Linked DNA regions of Homo sapiens: region 2 is linked to region 1. Evidence: chromatin loops called from intact Hi-C (ENCODE). Cell type or tissue: A673. All regions are shown on one strand.

Evidence for each region. Hi-C counts contacts between places; a loop is a spot of excess contacts. Peaks named below come from ENCODE experiments on the same cell type or tissue, not always from the same donor. Only the 100,000 strongest peaks of a DNase experiment are listed, where the experiment ranks them.
Region 2: a loop joins it to region 1, with 7 times the contacts of the local background. A loop is called at or near these places in 7 of 110 quality-filtered maps.

Annotation. Positions count from the first base shown.
Region 1 is chr3:163,946,822-163,954,821 of GRCh38, forward strand. No RefSeq gene overlaps it. Among named protein-coding and RNA genes, the nearest start is that of MIR1263, 220 kb to the right of the region's middle. In A673, a CTCF peak has its summit at 4,791 (motif pointing left); no DNase peak of the experiment used is centred here.
Region 2 is chr3:163,052,137-163,060,136 of GRCh38, forward strand. No RefSeq gene overlaps it. Among named protein-coding and RNA genes, the nearest start is that of LINC01192, 250 kb to the right of the region's middle. In A673, a CTCF peak has its summit at 4,937 (motif pointing right); a DNase peak (open chromatin) is centred at 4,945; H3K27ac peaks cover 2,858 bases.

The DNA of each region.
Region 1 (8,000 bases):
TGTGGTGGTGGGCACCTGTAATCCCAGCTACTTGGGAGGCTGAGGCATGAGAATTGATGGAACCCGGGAGGTGGAGGTTCCATCTAGCCTGGGCGACAAAGTGAGACTCTGCCGCAAAATAAATAAATAAATAAATAAAAATAAAATAAATAAATAAATAAATAAATAAATAAATAAATAAAATAACAATGCGATACCACTACAGACTAATTAGAATGGTTAAAGTCCAAAAAATATCAATTTTAGATAAAGATAACAAGCAACAATATTTTTATTCATTTATGATGGGATTGCAAAATGACATACACACTTTGAAAGATAGTTTGGCAGTTTCTAAAAAAGCAAAACATAGTCTACCAAAATGATTTTGTAATCATGCTCTGAGGTATTTGCCCAGTTGAAAATATGCCCACCTAAAAACTTGGATGTGACTATTTATAGCAGCTTTATTAATATTGCCAAAAACTAGACACACCTAAGATGTCATTCGATCGACGAATGGATAAACTATGGCACATCAACTCAATGGAATCTTTTTCAGTGGTAAAAAAAGAAGTATCAAGCTATGCAAAAACATAGATGAATCTTCAAAATGTATTAAGTTAAAGGAGTCAGTCTGGAAAAAGGATACATACTTTATTACTCTATTAAGTAACATCTAGAAAAGGCTAAACCACAATAATCAACACACAAGTGGTTGCCAGTGGTTTGGGGGAAAGGGGCACATTGAAAAGTAGCACACAGGAGCTGTTTTAGAGCAATGGTATTATTCTCTATGAAACCTTAATGGTAGATATATGCCACTAAGTATTTTTTGAAGCCCATAAAATTGTAAAGCAGTAAGAGTAAATTTTAATGTATGAATTTATTTTTTAAATGAAGCAGCCAAAAGATTCAGAATGGAATTCAGAATTTTGAAAGTAATCTGTTTTACAAATGTATGAAATGAGCTCACTGAAGAGGTTTGGAAGAAAAGATGCCCTGAACCAAGTAACTTTTGCAATGAATGTAGTCTTTACAGACTAAAGGAGAAAGAAAATCCACACAAGAGCTGCATTCTACTTAATGAAAATGAAATTGTTTCCCATAGGTTATGGACTAACAATTTAAGACACTGCTATTTACGTATATTTGCATAGAACAATTAAATCGATGATGGATGTTGGCAGTGATGTTTTTCACTGTTGAAGTGGGAAGTTACAGACAAGAAAGAGGGAAGCATAGAATTATCCAAGCAGTTCTGTATCACCGTTGGAAACATCAGTATGAATTCATGTTTAGCTTAATATAGAGGCAAATAAATACCTATATCAATATTTACTGGTATGCATAATATATCAGTTAGTATGCACAGTATATTTCCTTTCTCTCTCTGCTAAAGTAATCGGTGTTTTTTTTTAAGACTAAGTTAATGAATATGCAGTCTGAACTTGGATCATCTTGAAGTGCCAGAATGTAAGGAACCACTCAAAACCAAGCAAACAGAACCACAAACAAGTGAAGAGGATACGTCAAAAGAACACAAGAGCCAATTTAAAGAGTTCCCAATGGCCAAAGTTGGAACAATTGGAGCAACAAAATGAAGTAGGAGTAGATTATAATCCAAAGCATGGCATAAATACCCATGAGTCCACAGTTATATAAAATAATGATTGAACATGTAAATAAAAGGGCAGAACATACAAATCTCTTGTGAAGAGGAATTCCAAATACTGTATTGTCACTACCCTGCCCTCTGTGAGATGGAGTATAACTCTCCACTCTTTAAATATGAGCTTCACATAGTGAATTCTTTCTAATTACTACAGTATGAAAAGGGGGAAAACAGTAAATGCATAGTGGAGAAATCTAACAAACACTGTGTCAGCCGGGTGATCAAGATTAACTGCAATATTGTAAATCATATTGATAATATTGATTCTTGACACAAGGTGATGAAAATCTCACTTTTGGTCTATGGTTTTCCAAAAACCCATGACCTTAGTCTAATCATGAGAAAACATCAGACGACTCCCAAATGAGGGATGTGCTAACAAATAACTGATTAATATTTTTCAAAATTGTCAACGTTATCAAAACTAAGGAAAGTCTGGGAATTTGTCACATCCAAGAACAGCTTAAGTAGACGTGACAACTAAATGAGCTGTGGTATTCTATGGGAAATCTGGAACAGAAAAAGGACATTTAATAAAACAAAATAAATCTGAAGAAAGTATGGCCCTTGGTTAATATTAATGTTTCATTATTGGTTCATTGATTGTGACAAATGCATGATACTAATATAAGATGTTAACATTAGGCAAAACTCAGTATGGGGTATATAAGAACAAGCTAATGTCTTCAAAATTTTTCTGTAATTTTAAAAGTATTCTAAAACTGAAAGTTTATTTCAAAAATAGATTCACCATCATTCACACACATAAAGCCTAGAATTATGAAATTTAAGCACTAAAAAAAGTTTTTCAGCCTCTTTAAACATAAAAAGTAGCTCTATTAAAGCAAAGGGAATTATAGTGCCTTACTCAAAAAATTACTTTGAGAATCAAATAATGTGTCTTAATGTCAATTCTTATTAATAGTGATAGTCTCAATGCCTAAAACAAGTTTGTTTATCAATGAAATAAAGCAATCACAACATTCCCTTATTCTCTTTTTCACTCTAGCACACACAGTAATCCATTTAACCATCTTTACCTTTCACTGAGTTAAAAAATCAATCAATCAAAGATTAGCTGGCTCAGGCAAAGAAACAGGGGCTTCAAAATGATGGAATAGATTCTTTTGAAAAGTTGCATTTCTATGTTGGGATGCAGAAAGTGAAAAGTGGGAATGTGTATTTAATTAGCTACATAATATAGTCCATGTTCAGAGACTGGTATAGAGTCAGTACAAATAAATGTTAGTAATCAATGATGCTTTATCCAATGAATTTTTATTAAGTATGTTTCATTGTTTGCTTTAAATAATACATGAGCTTAATATATCCTGTAAATCTACTTATTAAGTGTGCACTATGCATTTGACTAAGCTATGAAAATTAATTAAAATTTAAATATACAACAATACATATACACATGAATATATATTCTTGATTTGGAACTCAAAAACAATGAATGAAAAAGAATGTATGCAAATGAAAATAACATAAAACAATAAAAGGTTGAAAAATGGGTTAATCCATCAAGAGCTCATCACAAGAAACTGTATTCAATGTATTTGTAACTATGTTACAGCAACAAGGTCAAGGAGTAGCTATGAACCAAATGAGAAGATTCAGATTGTTAAAGGTGGAATTCTAAGAGGAAAGAGTTAGGCAAGAAAGTTGCTGAAGTTCTGTAGGACTTGCTTTTGCTATACAGGGAACAATATAATTTTGAGAACGAGACTAAAATAAGAAAAAAGTAGGCACAGTGATTGCTGGGTTTAATGTGTTTAAACAACAGGCGGCTAGGTTATGAGGAACAGATGAATAGGAGATCATAATTAGTTATTGTTATATTGAATATTAAAGTTTTGTGTGTTCAACTATTTTGTCTGATGGCAAGATCCAGTATATACCTATTGTCATACATAATTGAATATGAAGAATAATATGGTTGAAGCCAAGTCAGTGGATGTGGTTTTTTTTAATACCCAAGATGAGTATCTGTGTACTTGTTTACCTGGAACAACCTGGTGTATACTTGATGTCCTGACATAATTATCAGTAACACTTTTGTGTACTCTTGAAGTTTACTAATTTGAATACAAATGATATGATCATCTCCTCACTTTGGGTCAGTAGCAAATCACCATAACAATTTGGAAATAGCCAGGAATTCTTAAGAAAATAGAACAAAGGAGAGAAGTGGAAAATTGTAAGTTGATATTTTGAACAGGAGCTGAATGAAAACTTTTGCATGAAGGAGACAGAGTAACAGGGTGGAAGCCATCCAAACTTACCTCCTATTTTTTCTTAGCAGAGCTCTTTTTGGACAAGTCTGGTTTATTCTGTTATTGCAGTCCATGCCCTGTACTTTATCATGAACTTTATTCATACTATGCCCCTAAATGAAATAATTTTTCTCTTCTCCTTCTTCAAAACAATTTCTTTAACCATTCAAAGCTTAGCTCCAAAATGACCTCAATAAAATACCTTGAAGAAATAGGAATAAACAGTCATCCAAATTCTTTAAGAAGGTTGCAGAATTTAATTTTTGTTGATCTTGTCCTGCAGAATACATACCAAGTCCCGGTGAATTTTTGATAGTCTCCAGTGACTGTTGAAAACTACAAAAATAGCCTAGTGAGAAATATTTGATGCTCGTACTTATAATCAAATATAAATATCAGTTCAGCTCAGGATTGAAGTATGTTTAATCTCTCCATACATACTAAGCTTTTATCTTTTAATAAAGAGACGGTAACTACATATGCTATATGAGTTTGTAGCTACATTTCTATAGAAACTATTAGCCTAATAAAGTTTATTGTATGACCTATTTTGTATGTTCATACACACAGAAATACTAGTGGCTAGGTTAATGCCTACATGCTGAGAAGATATTCCTCAAGGAAGCATAATACAAGTGAAGAAGTATACATGTTCCCTTTTTGTTTGTAGTGTTGGATATTGTTTTGTTCGGTTTTGTTTGTTCTGGGGTTAGGCAAGCTCCCTTTCTGTACTGCAAAGTTATAAAATTTATCTTTAAAGACTTTATCTTATTTATTTTTAATATCACATAATAGTTGCCTACAGTTGATAAGGTTCGGGAAGTATCACCTGCTAATGCCCTCTGCTGGTAGAACCTTATGAAAGATATTTCTGCATTTGAGAATAGTTGTTCAGTACTGTAATTCATTACTAAAAATCCCTTAACATTATGAGCAACAAAAACAATTTCTCATATTTATATTAACTATCTTTAAAAATGGTCTATACTTATATAAAGGCAGTCTTATTTCTTTGAAAAAAATTTTAAAGGACATGAACATCATATGATTCTTTCTCTTAAGAAGTTCTGTTCATTATATTAATGATTCATGGATGACTTCTTTAAGAGAAATAATTTCACTTGCTTACAGTATATTTTCTATTTTTATTGCAAATAGATATACTTTTGACAAAAGTTGTAAGTAAATAACTAGCCTTTTTTCAAAAAATTAAAATACATGGCTGGACTAAATTATAAGAAGATATTATCTTTTAATCATAATAATATCTCCTTAGCTGACAATTCTATTATTACTTTTAGATGATGTATCAATTGAAACCCAAATATTATGTGTATTTGCTTTTTAAGAGACTCATTAAAATTGCACAAATTTGATGAGTGACTAGAGAGTTTTGAAGTGAACTAAATGACGTGTTAGAATTTTAAAATAAACCAAGGTTAGTGTTAAAAATTTACCAACACAAATTTCTTTCATAGCAATAATATTTCTAGTACCTATTCTGATACTTTAAATAAACAACACAATCTTCTAAAAACTTTTATTATGCATTACTTATACGCATAATATGATATAAAATTTAATCATTAAAACACTCTATATGAACTTCTTTTAATAAGTTTCAGTTAAACAAATTCTAACAACAATTTACCTTTATTCTCTTCTCTGTTTCATTCCAATTCTTTATTTTTATAAATACAAGTCATGATGTACATACATGTGTTTGTGTGTGTATACTTTTTGACTACATAGATGGTTTAAAAACCTCTGATATAATTGTCATGGGATCCTTGGGGTGTTGCCTCACCATCAGGAAACCTCTGTGGCTAGTGGTGTCTTCTGCCTAAGTATTGCTTGCACCTGCTGGACTCATTCTGCTCACTCAGCCCAGAAGGCTATCCTTGGCTCCTGTTAATGGCCAGGATCCCAGACCTGCCAAGGGCAAGCCAGTTGCAGAGCAGCTAGAGGTGTGTAGGCAAGTGAGTGCAGGTTCTGGCCACTGCACACAGCCAGGCACTCTGGCTGTTGCAGAGGGGCAAGGAGCCCTGGGAGCTGGCACCTGTGCCAGCTGGACCAGATGCACGTGGCTGCTGCTTTGGGCAACTGCTGCTTTGGGCAACTGCGTCTGGACAAGGCGAATGCAGTGTCACGCAGAAGCTTGGAGATGCCAAAGAAGGTGTCACAGCCCTCATGCAGGGAACCACTAGGTCTGGGCTCCCAGAAGAGCTGCAGTTCTGCTCTCTTTCTTGTTTCCCGCAACATGGCGAGTAGTGGTAGGGGGAGGATTTCAGCCCTGTTTGTGTTACAGCTATTCTAGTCCTGCCATTCAGCATGTCACGAGTTCTTTTCCCATGTCCGGGAAGAATGAGTGGACAACTGAAGGGTGAGCAAGGTAAAGACGAGCTTCCTTGAACAACAGAACAGTTCTCGGGAGACCCACAGTTGGTAGCTCCTATCTGCAGGCAAGTCATCCTGTCTGAGTGTACAGCTCTCAGCAAAGAGGAAACCCCCAGTGGGTAGATCCTCTCCGCAGGAAGGTTATCCCTATGTCTACTCAAGTCTAACTGAGTCTGGCGTTTCTATGGGCTTCAGAAGGGAGGAAGTACATGCTGATTGGTCCATGGGTGGCCATGGGTGGGCCTTGAAAAAGCACCGTAAGTTATCACTCCAGAACTGGCAGCCTAGTCCCCAGGCCTCAGACCATCTTTGACCTGAAGGTGTGGTTTCACTGGGGACCCTCCCCATTTTGCCTGAGAGCCTATCTGCCTCTTGTCACCATCCATGGTGCCCAGGCTGCTCATGGCAAGAGGCACCTGTAGGCCCACGCTGAGCCACCCTCAGCCCCCACCCCAGCCTCCCTCCTATGCTGGTCCACGCCCAAAGTCTGGGAGGGGCCGAGGTGACAGGTGGCTGGCATGTCAGCTCTGCCTTGAGATGTGCACACCTGGCCGGGTTGTGACTGTGCCTGGGCTCAGCTTTAACTTTGCTCTGAAATCCGTGCTGGGGGTGGGGAGAGGCCAGGCAGCGGAAGCAGGCACTTCCAAGCCTGCAGTGCAGGGAGGCTTCCCGCCCCTGAAAGTGCAGAGATGCCTGGGTCTGCAGGGGCAGCTGAGTGGCAGCAGCTGTGCCTTGGAGGGCAGGGATCCCACCCGTCCAAGTTGGAAGGGGACGGAGTTCTCACCTGTTCCTGGCTCTTGTCGGATCCACGGAGAATGCAGCCCTGGCTGTGCCTGCCACACTGCAGTCAGCATGGCAGCAGCTGGTCCAGACCTCCGCTGCTGCCATCATAATCACCGGCATCAGCACTATTCACAGTAGCAAAGACATGGAATAAAGCTACATGTCCATCAATGATAGATTGGATAAAGAAAATGTACTTATGCACCATGGAATACTATGCAGCCATTAAAAATTAGATCATATATTTTGCAGGAACGTGGATGGGGCTGGAGGTCATTATCCTTAACAAACTAACACAGTAACAGAAAACCAAATACTGCATGTTCTCACTTATAGGTGAGAGCTAAATGATGAGAATACATGGACACATAGAGGGGAACAACACACACTGGTTTATTGGAAGATGGAGGATAGGAGGAGAGAGAGGAACAGGAAAAATAACTAATCGTTATTAGGCTTAATACCTGGGTGCTGAAAAAGTCTGAACAAGAAACCCCCATTTGTTACATTTTTCTGTGTAACAAACTTGCACATGTACCCCTGAATTTAAAATAAAAGTTAAAAAAAAAATCTGGCATCCTATTAGCCTCACTTTTTCCCTCAGTACAAATTCCTTCAATATAAGAACTGTTTGAGTTTTAGCTTCTCAATATTGTATCATAATTATCACAACTTTTTTCGTAATTAATTGTAAGTTTATAAACTTATTATTAGTTAACATAATTTGGCTCTTCACCAAATTGTTAGTAATGCCAAGATTCCAGATTTAATCTTTTTAATTCTGACATTTTGATAGCCTGGCTTTAGGATGGGAATTGGGGAGACCTATACCAGATGTTATTCCCAAGGAAACTACTGGAAATTGTAAACTTTAGCAAGATAAGCAA
Region 2 (8,000 bases), 890 kb before region 1:
CCAGGTTGCAGTGCAGTGGCACAATCTCAGCTCACTGCAGCCTTCGCCTCCTCAATTGAAGTGATTGTTATGCCTTAGCCTCCGGAGTGGCTGGAATTACAGGCGTGTGCCACCACATCCAGCTAAATTTTTGTATTTTTAGTAGAGGCAGGGTTTCACTGTGTTGGCCAGGCTGGTATGGAACTCTTGGTCTCAAATGATCCACCTGCTTTGGCCTCCCAAAGTGCTAGGATTACAGGAGTGTAAGGATATATATATCCTGAAGAAGATTGGACATCTTTCTGGCAATCCTATGTATGTAAACATGTTAAATAATCTTGTTTACGTCTCTTCTGGATGCTCAAGGGGCCATCTGCAGCACCCAAAAGCCAGGCATCAGGAATGACAACCTTGAAACTGAAATTTGATTTGGGAAAGTTTGTTGAATATGTTAGAGGTTTAAAACACTTGATATTCTGAAATAGAATTTCAGATTACCATAAGTCATTTGTTCTGCGAAAATGATGACTCAAAAATTTGAAAAAGCAAAAATCTTTCATTAGGCCTTATCATTATATGAAAATCCTGTTTAAGAGAAAGCTAAATTCCATCCTTGCATTAGTTTTCTATTAATGTTAACCACAATTTTAATGAAAACTTATAGACAATTTTAGTTAATTTTGACAAGTTTTACCATGATGTGAGATTTTCACAAACTTTTTATAACCCTCTACAATTTTGCTAGAGAAAATTTGCATTGTAAGAAAACCTTGTTGTGCTTGAATTTTAATGCTTAATTTATAAAACTATATTATACCCTTTTGAATTTAGTTAATATGTTTACACACAGAATTTTTTTTGCAAGATTAATTTTTACAATCTTTTCACAATTTGCTTAAACTTTTTGCTTTATTATATTTAATTTAAGACAATCCTTTTTCTCCGTGCAAAATATATATTTTCAAGCCTTTTTATAATCTTTCACTAAAAACACATTTTACTGCTCTTGCATACCTTGTATATATATTTATTTTCAGTAGTTTTAATTACATGTTATGATGGTAACTCTTAACAATTTTTTAACGTGAATGTAAAACCTATTAAGTTGTTTTAATTATGTCCTAGGTGCAGATAAAATTTGACTCCTTCCGACATAGTTAGGGACATGAATACTTCCATATGTCCCCAGGCCTTACCTATTGTGAAGCAGGCAAGGTGAACAAGTTTTATACATCAAAGAAGCAGTTTACAACTTTAAAACATTTAGCAAAACTAGTGTCTGACCTGCATAATTTAGACTATCTATTTGCATCTTGAAGACATTTGCTCTTTATTGATAATCTCCAAGGCTCTTCTTATTTCTTAAAGATAAAAGTCATAGGAACCAAGAGGCACTACAGCCTTTACTTTTCCCTTAAAAATATTTGATTCAAGTGGCCGGGCGCTGTGGCTCACGCCTGTAATCTCAGCACTTTGAGAGGCCGAGGTGGGCGGATCACAAGTTCAGGAGATCGAGACCATCCTGGCTAACACAGTGAAACCCCGTCTCTACAAAAAATACAAAAAAAAATTACCTGAGTGTGGCGGCGTGCGCCTGTAGTCCCAGCTGCTGGGGAGGCTGAGGCAGGAGAATGGCGTGAATCCGGGAGGCGGAGCTTGCAGTGAGCCGATATCACGCCACTGCACTCCAGCTTGGGCGACAGAGCGAGACTCCGTCTCAAAAAAAAAAAAAAAAATTGATTCAAGTGCTTATCCTTCTTTAAGTTAACTCATTAGAGCTCCCTCTTTTTAAATAGACATTACCCACATAACACATATATAATCAGACAGAAACAGAAGAAGATCCAGTAGCTATAACATTTTTAATTTGCCTATTTCCCAACTGGCTCATTGGCCTCTCGTGAGGCCCCTTAAGAAGATGGCTAGGAACAGTTTCCAGGGCTCCATGAGGAAAACAGAGATTTTTCCCAAAATGGGATTTGTAACACCTGTTCTGTTTTCCCGAGGAGTTGCATGCCACCAGAAGTTATTCTAGGGCCTTTCATACCTGCACCAAGAGGGACAAGACAGAGCGGAGAAAAGTAACTCAGTCAACTAAGAAAAAAACCTCTTTTAGATAAACAAGACTTATGAACAGAAAAACATAAAGGCCTTTTGAATATACTCATAGCTTGGATATCTGTTTTTAATTACACTGAATGCTCTTTAACAAAATCCTTTTTTATTCATTAAAACTTTACTGATAATATAAACAGTGATTTTTACCATTTCTTATATCAGTTTGCACCACCACTTGTTCAAAATCATGTTTAGGTTTTCCAGTTTCCTCTGGGAGATAGCGGCTGGCTTCAGGCAAGGGCAGGTTTTTAACTGGACTGTAGATCCCTGTAGCAGCAAAGCTTGATACTTGAGGAGGTGATTGTCTGTTAGCCAGAGACTTCCCTTAGATGGCAGCAGTCCTGCTATCCTGTGTGGGGTGCAAACAGTTAAGTTATTCCCCATGGTTAACCCACTGGCTGTTGAGCTGGACCTTGAGCCTTAATCAAATCTCCCAGGCCTATTTCCTTCCTTTCTGATATATAGAGATCAAATACCTTCCCTATAGGAAGACTGAGGGCTGATGCTTTAAGTAAGACTTGCTTTAGCTGGTTAAGGGCTTTTGAGTTTTAGGTTGCCAAGTTATGGAGTGAGTTCTAGCTGCTTGAGTTTCTTTTATGAGGTGGCATAAAGGATGAGTTATTTCACCATACTGAGGTATCCACGATCTACAAAAACCTGTGATGCCCCCATATTTTCCTAGCTGTTTGAGGGTTTGGGGAAGGGGAAAGGAGGAAATAGGCTGAATCTTTTCCTCGTCTAATGCTCTGGTTCCTTCTGACAAGACAAGACCTAGGTATCTAACCGAAGTTTGCCAGAGCTGAGTTTTAGATTTGGAAATTTTTTATCCTTTACATACTAGAAAATTAAGAAGAACCTCAGTGCCTTCTTGAGAAACCCCCTCAGTTGGGGCACAGAAGGGAGTGTTTTTACATAGTGCAAAATATTAAATTGAGGGTGAATAAAACTAGAAAGATCTTTGGACAGGGCCTGTTTCAGCAACTTTCTTCTGATATCAGGAGCTGCCTGAATAATGAAGTTGTTTTCTATTAAATTGGGAGACAAGTAGGTGTGTCTTACTAAAGCTTCTCTCAGCCTTTCCAAAAAGGCAGTGGAATTTTCATCTGGTTTCTGGTTCAACAAGGACAGTTTAGATTAATTAAGAGGTTTGCTTAATTTGCTGGTTCTTCTTATTTTTTGCAAGACTTTTAATAGGCACATTAGAAAGTGGGGTTTTTTTCACTTATTTATGGGGTCACTAGGGCCCCAGTTAGGGTATTCAAGGTGCACTGACTCTCTTCCTATTGGGAATGAGGATTCTGTCTGTCTTTATTATTTTACCCTGTTTCCCCTTTTGACTGAGTTTCTTTTTTGACTGCCTATTATTCATCTTTGAATATCTTTGCTGCCTGTAGGTTTTCTTGTTTCCCTGAAACAGGGTTTGGCTTAAAAGTAGTATACCAACTCTTAATGTAAGATTCAACACTTGGGTTAAATTTTGAAAGGCATATATATACATATATACACGTGTATATATACATATACATGTGTATATATACATATATACATATATATGATATATATAATATATATATATCAGAGTTATTAGAGAACTTGTCTAGATTCTCCTTTGTCTAAGGTGCTGTAATGAGAAGGGAACTTGGAATCTAGTGGCACCATGTTCATTGGGCATTTCCTGGAGGGGCAAAGGCAAAATTGGGAATTTTTTGAGTGGCACAACCAGAAGAGCTAATGATTTGGCTATTGGGATTCCCAAATAAATGGAGCAGGTAGAGCACCCAGATATTGCATTTAAGCATTCCCCAAGGATGCGTCTGTCTTTGGGGAATTATCCTTTGTAGGCTTTCCTGACACGGCTGCCAAGAGGTAAGGGTTAATTTTACAATGCTTGCAAGGATCTGGGTTGTCTTGCAGGGTAAAGAAATATCTAGTTGTTGGATACTACTGAATTTAATGCATCCCTAAGAAGGCTAGGCCTTCTCATTGTAAGATGGCCATGCCCTTGTGCAATAGAATATAAGCTGTTTTCTTTTTAGAGTCTTAGGGTCAAAGATGTTTCCAGTTATTCAAAATGCACTCGAGGGGTGTACAGACTGCAGATAGTTTGTTACCCATCTAGAAAGTGGGGGGAGACAAGGCATCCCTCAGTTGCCTTCCTCCCTTTTGTGTGACACAGGGTGCAGGAAAAGAGAGAAATGGTGTCCCCCTTCTCCTCCTTTCTGCTCTCCTCTGAGTCCTGGCGACCATTATAGGTGCCACCCCATGGTTACAAGAGTGACCTTTACCCATGGTCCTGGAAAAGCTAGTCAGCAGAATGTGGTCACACTTACCTGCTTAAAACTTTAGCCTTCCACCATGCTGGATTCCTAGACTCACTCAGCCCAAAAGATACCAGAGGTGCCCCAGAGGTCTGGGAGAAATTATATAGTAGTTGGATTTGGAAAAGACCCTTTAATGGAGGGAGTTTTTTAAAACTATCTTTAACTTCCCTTGCTATGGCCGCATTAAAAAATTGAAATCCCACAGAATGGGACTGATTAACTTCTAAACATAAAATTAATTTTTTGTTTAAATTCCAATGTAATTGATTGCAAAACAGGTGCCTTAAAAGAGTATGAAAATTGAATAGCTGCCCCTATTTTGATGGGGACATTATTGAAGCTAAGATCTGTCTTATCAGGATAGCTTCCTCCTGGCTGTGGAGAGTGAAGTTTTTTTTCTGTTTACAAATAGGACATGTGGCCTGATAACTGAGAGAAGGATGCAGAAGAAAAAAGAATTGAGTAACCAGAGGTTTGGGGCAGAGGTCTAACAAGGCTCTCCGTGGAAAAAAATCCATTTCCACTAGGTGGCGGTGTAGGGTTAGAATGTTAGGTAAAAACAGACTCCAAATTCTTTTCATGCAAAATTTAGGAAAAGAGGTTTAGGGTTTGATAGGCTGCCCCTATAGAATTCCCCCCAGCATAATAAAATTAACTTGTCTCCCAAAAGAACTATTTAAATTCACTGGACAATGCTAAGCTCTTATATAAAGGAAAATACAACCCAAATGGAGAGGAGAATATACACTTAGGGTGAAGTTTGCTCCCATAGGGTGCCATGAATATCTATTATTGAGGGAGAGAAGGGACCTTACCAGGTGAAAATTTAGACTGAAATCTTGATTTTGCCCAGTTTCTAGGAAGTTACAGAAACAACAACCCTTTGTATTACATTCCTGATTGCTAAGACACAGACTAACTCCACCCAACAAGATTCTATCTCTAGTTTGCAAAAACACCTGCAACATTGTACGTAAAAAAAGGATAGGGCCGAGTGTGGTGGCTCACACCTGTAATCCCAAGATTTTGGGAGGCCAAGGCAAGCTGGTCACCTGAGGTCACGGTTCAAGACCAGCCTGGCCAACATGGCAAAACCCCATCTCGATCAAAAGTACAAAAATTAGCGAGGCATGGGGGCTGGACTGGCATCTGTAATCCCAGCTATTCAGGGGGCTGAGACAGGAGAATAGCTTGAATCTGGGAGGCAGAGGTTGCAGTGAGCTGAGATCATGCTGCTGCACTCCAGCCTGGGCCACAAGAGCGAGACTCCATCTCAAACAAACAAACAAACAAACAGGCATAGGAGATATGATATCTGGGAGAAGAAAGAAGGAAAATGCAATAGGAAACTACTGGAAGTCCTTGTGCTGACATCCTGATGGGTCATCAGTGACTGGACTTAGTCTAAGGACATTCAGATAACACTGAGGGGTAGCCCCAGCCAGAAATCTTCAGTTACTCTAGGACATCCTTCCAACCCCACACAATGGCTAGGTCCTCCATGAAAGGAAACAAGATTGAAATAAACAAGAATCCTCAGAAATTAAAGTAAAGGGTTAAAGTTAAACATTCACTCTTGATGAATTCCCTTCTGATGAATTCCCTTCTTCCTGGCCCATTCACCAAGATGTAGCGCCTGGAGTTGTTTGTCCTACTGCCAAAAAAATTAAGGAGCACAGACATAAAAGTGAAGTTGGAGTGAAAGTTTAATAAGCAAAAGAAGAAAGTTCTTTGCCAGCAGAGAGTGGGTCCCAAACGGGAGTACTCCCTATGAGGCTGGAGTCCAGGGTTTTTATGGACCGGGAAAGGGAAGAAATTTGGCCATGAGCTGTCTGGAGAATGCATCGCTAAGTTTGGCCCAAGGCCTTGGCCCAGGACCAATCAGGGGCTGAAGTGATGATTCATAAGGGCTGGACTTACAGTCCAACAAAGGAAAACAGAGCGCCCACCAGAACCCACTGGAACCCACTGTGCCCATGCCCACAAATGCAGAAGAAACTTTTCCTGGGAGCCCACTGACTATACAAAAGACAAAGGCATTTCTAGGCCAGGCCTTGTTCCTTTATCTGAGTGAGCTGGAGATTTGTGCAAGTTTTTATCCAAATGGATTGGAGGATTTCTGTGTAGCCGTGGGCATGTCTTCCAGCACAACAGCCTGTGCTAGTTCCCTTATCGATGCTACAGCTCGAATTTTTCCTCAGGCTGCTTATTATGTTACGTGAGGATGAGGCACTGAGCAATGGGCTGCGATTTCCCGAGGACCCTTCCCTTGCTGTCCACCTAAGGCAAACTAACCAACTCCTTTCAATATTATATGAATGCTGCCTAACAACTTTCAAAGCACTTTCCTGCATATCCCAGAAATCTAGTACTGTTAAAGCAATATAATTTTCATTCAGATTTTTTTTATATTTACCAATGTGAAAACATAGTAGAAATATATATGTCTTGTAAATTTAGCTTGCTAAAAAAGAGACTTTTATAACTTTAAGGTGATAATGGAAGGAGTTTGAACAAGTATTATTTTTTAAACACATAATGAGTCACTGCTATATTTTACAGACCATCTGAAAGACTAACTTAGATAAGAAGCATTAGCCAATTTTACTGTAAAATAATGGTTATTTTTACATTAGTTAGTGTGTCTGCATAACATTATAAGTCTCCCCTATAGATCACAAAAATATTCCTAAAAATATGTGATAACCTGAAGTAAAACAAGAGAACAGCTTTTCTAATGTCCCTATTTTATCTGATATATAAGAGTCATCCAAGGAAAATAGAACACATTCATATATTTAGATTCTGGATAATTAGAAAATATTATAAATAACCACATTGTTTAATACAAGTGTATGATTTGTTTATGTATTATCAGTAATAAATGTACAAAATTTCACACTTAACCATAACTCCAGAGCTACTGCTGTACTGCAAATAATTATAAAAAAGAAATAGCCCTAAGAGATTATGGTTCATGAAAAGAGATGCAAACAGAAGTTAATCTATAATATCATACATGTGAATTAACATATTTTATAAATATTGATTTCACTAACTGGGAATGCATAATAATTCTGATTATTTTTTAAAAAATTAATTTTATCTTTGGTTTGCTTAAAGAAAATCGGTTCGGGAATTTCTCCTTCTACCCTAAATAAAGTAATAGGATTTATATCTTCCCTCTCAACTAAAACAACCAAAAAAGGTAACAGACAAAGTGCGTAAAACAGTTGTCAAAACACTGGACTCAGAAAATGAAGGCAGTGATATATGAGAGAAAAAAAAAAAAAGAAAAGCAAGGTCAAACTTACAACCTTACAATTAATCTTTCTTACTGCTTTGAGATAATTTTCAGCCTGTGGTTTACTGAGAGGGAACTTAGACGAGCCCAATAGCCATAGGAAGGCAAAAGCAACACAACCCATAAGATCACTGTATTAGTCAGGGTTCTCTAGAGGAATAGAACTAATGGAATATATACATATGTGTGTGTGTGTGTGTGTGTGAGTGTGTGTATATATATATATGATATATATCAAAGGAATTCAGTGGAGAAAAGATAATCATTTCAACAACTGA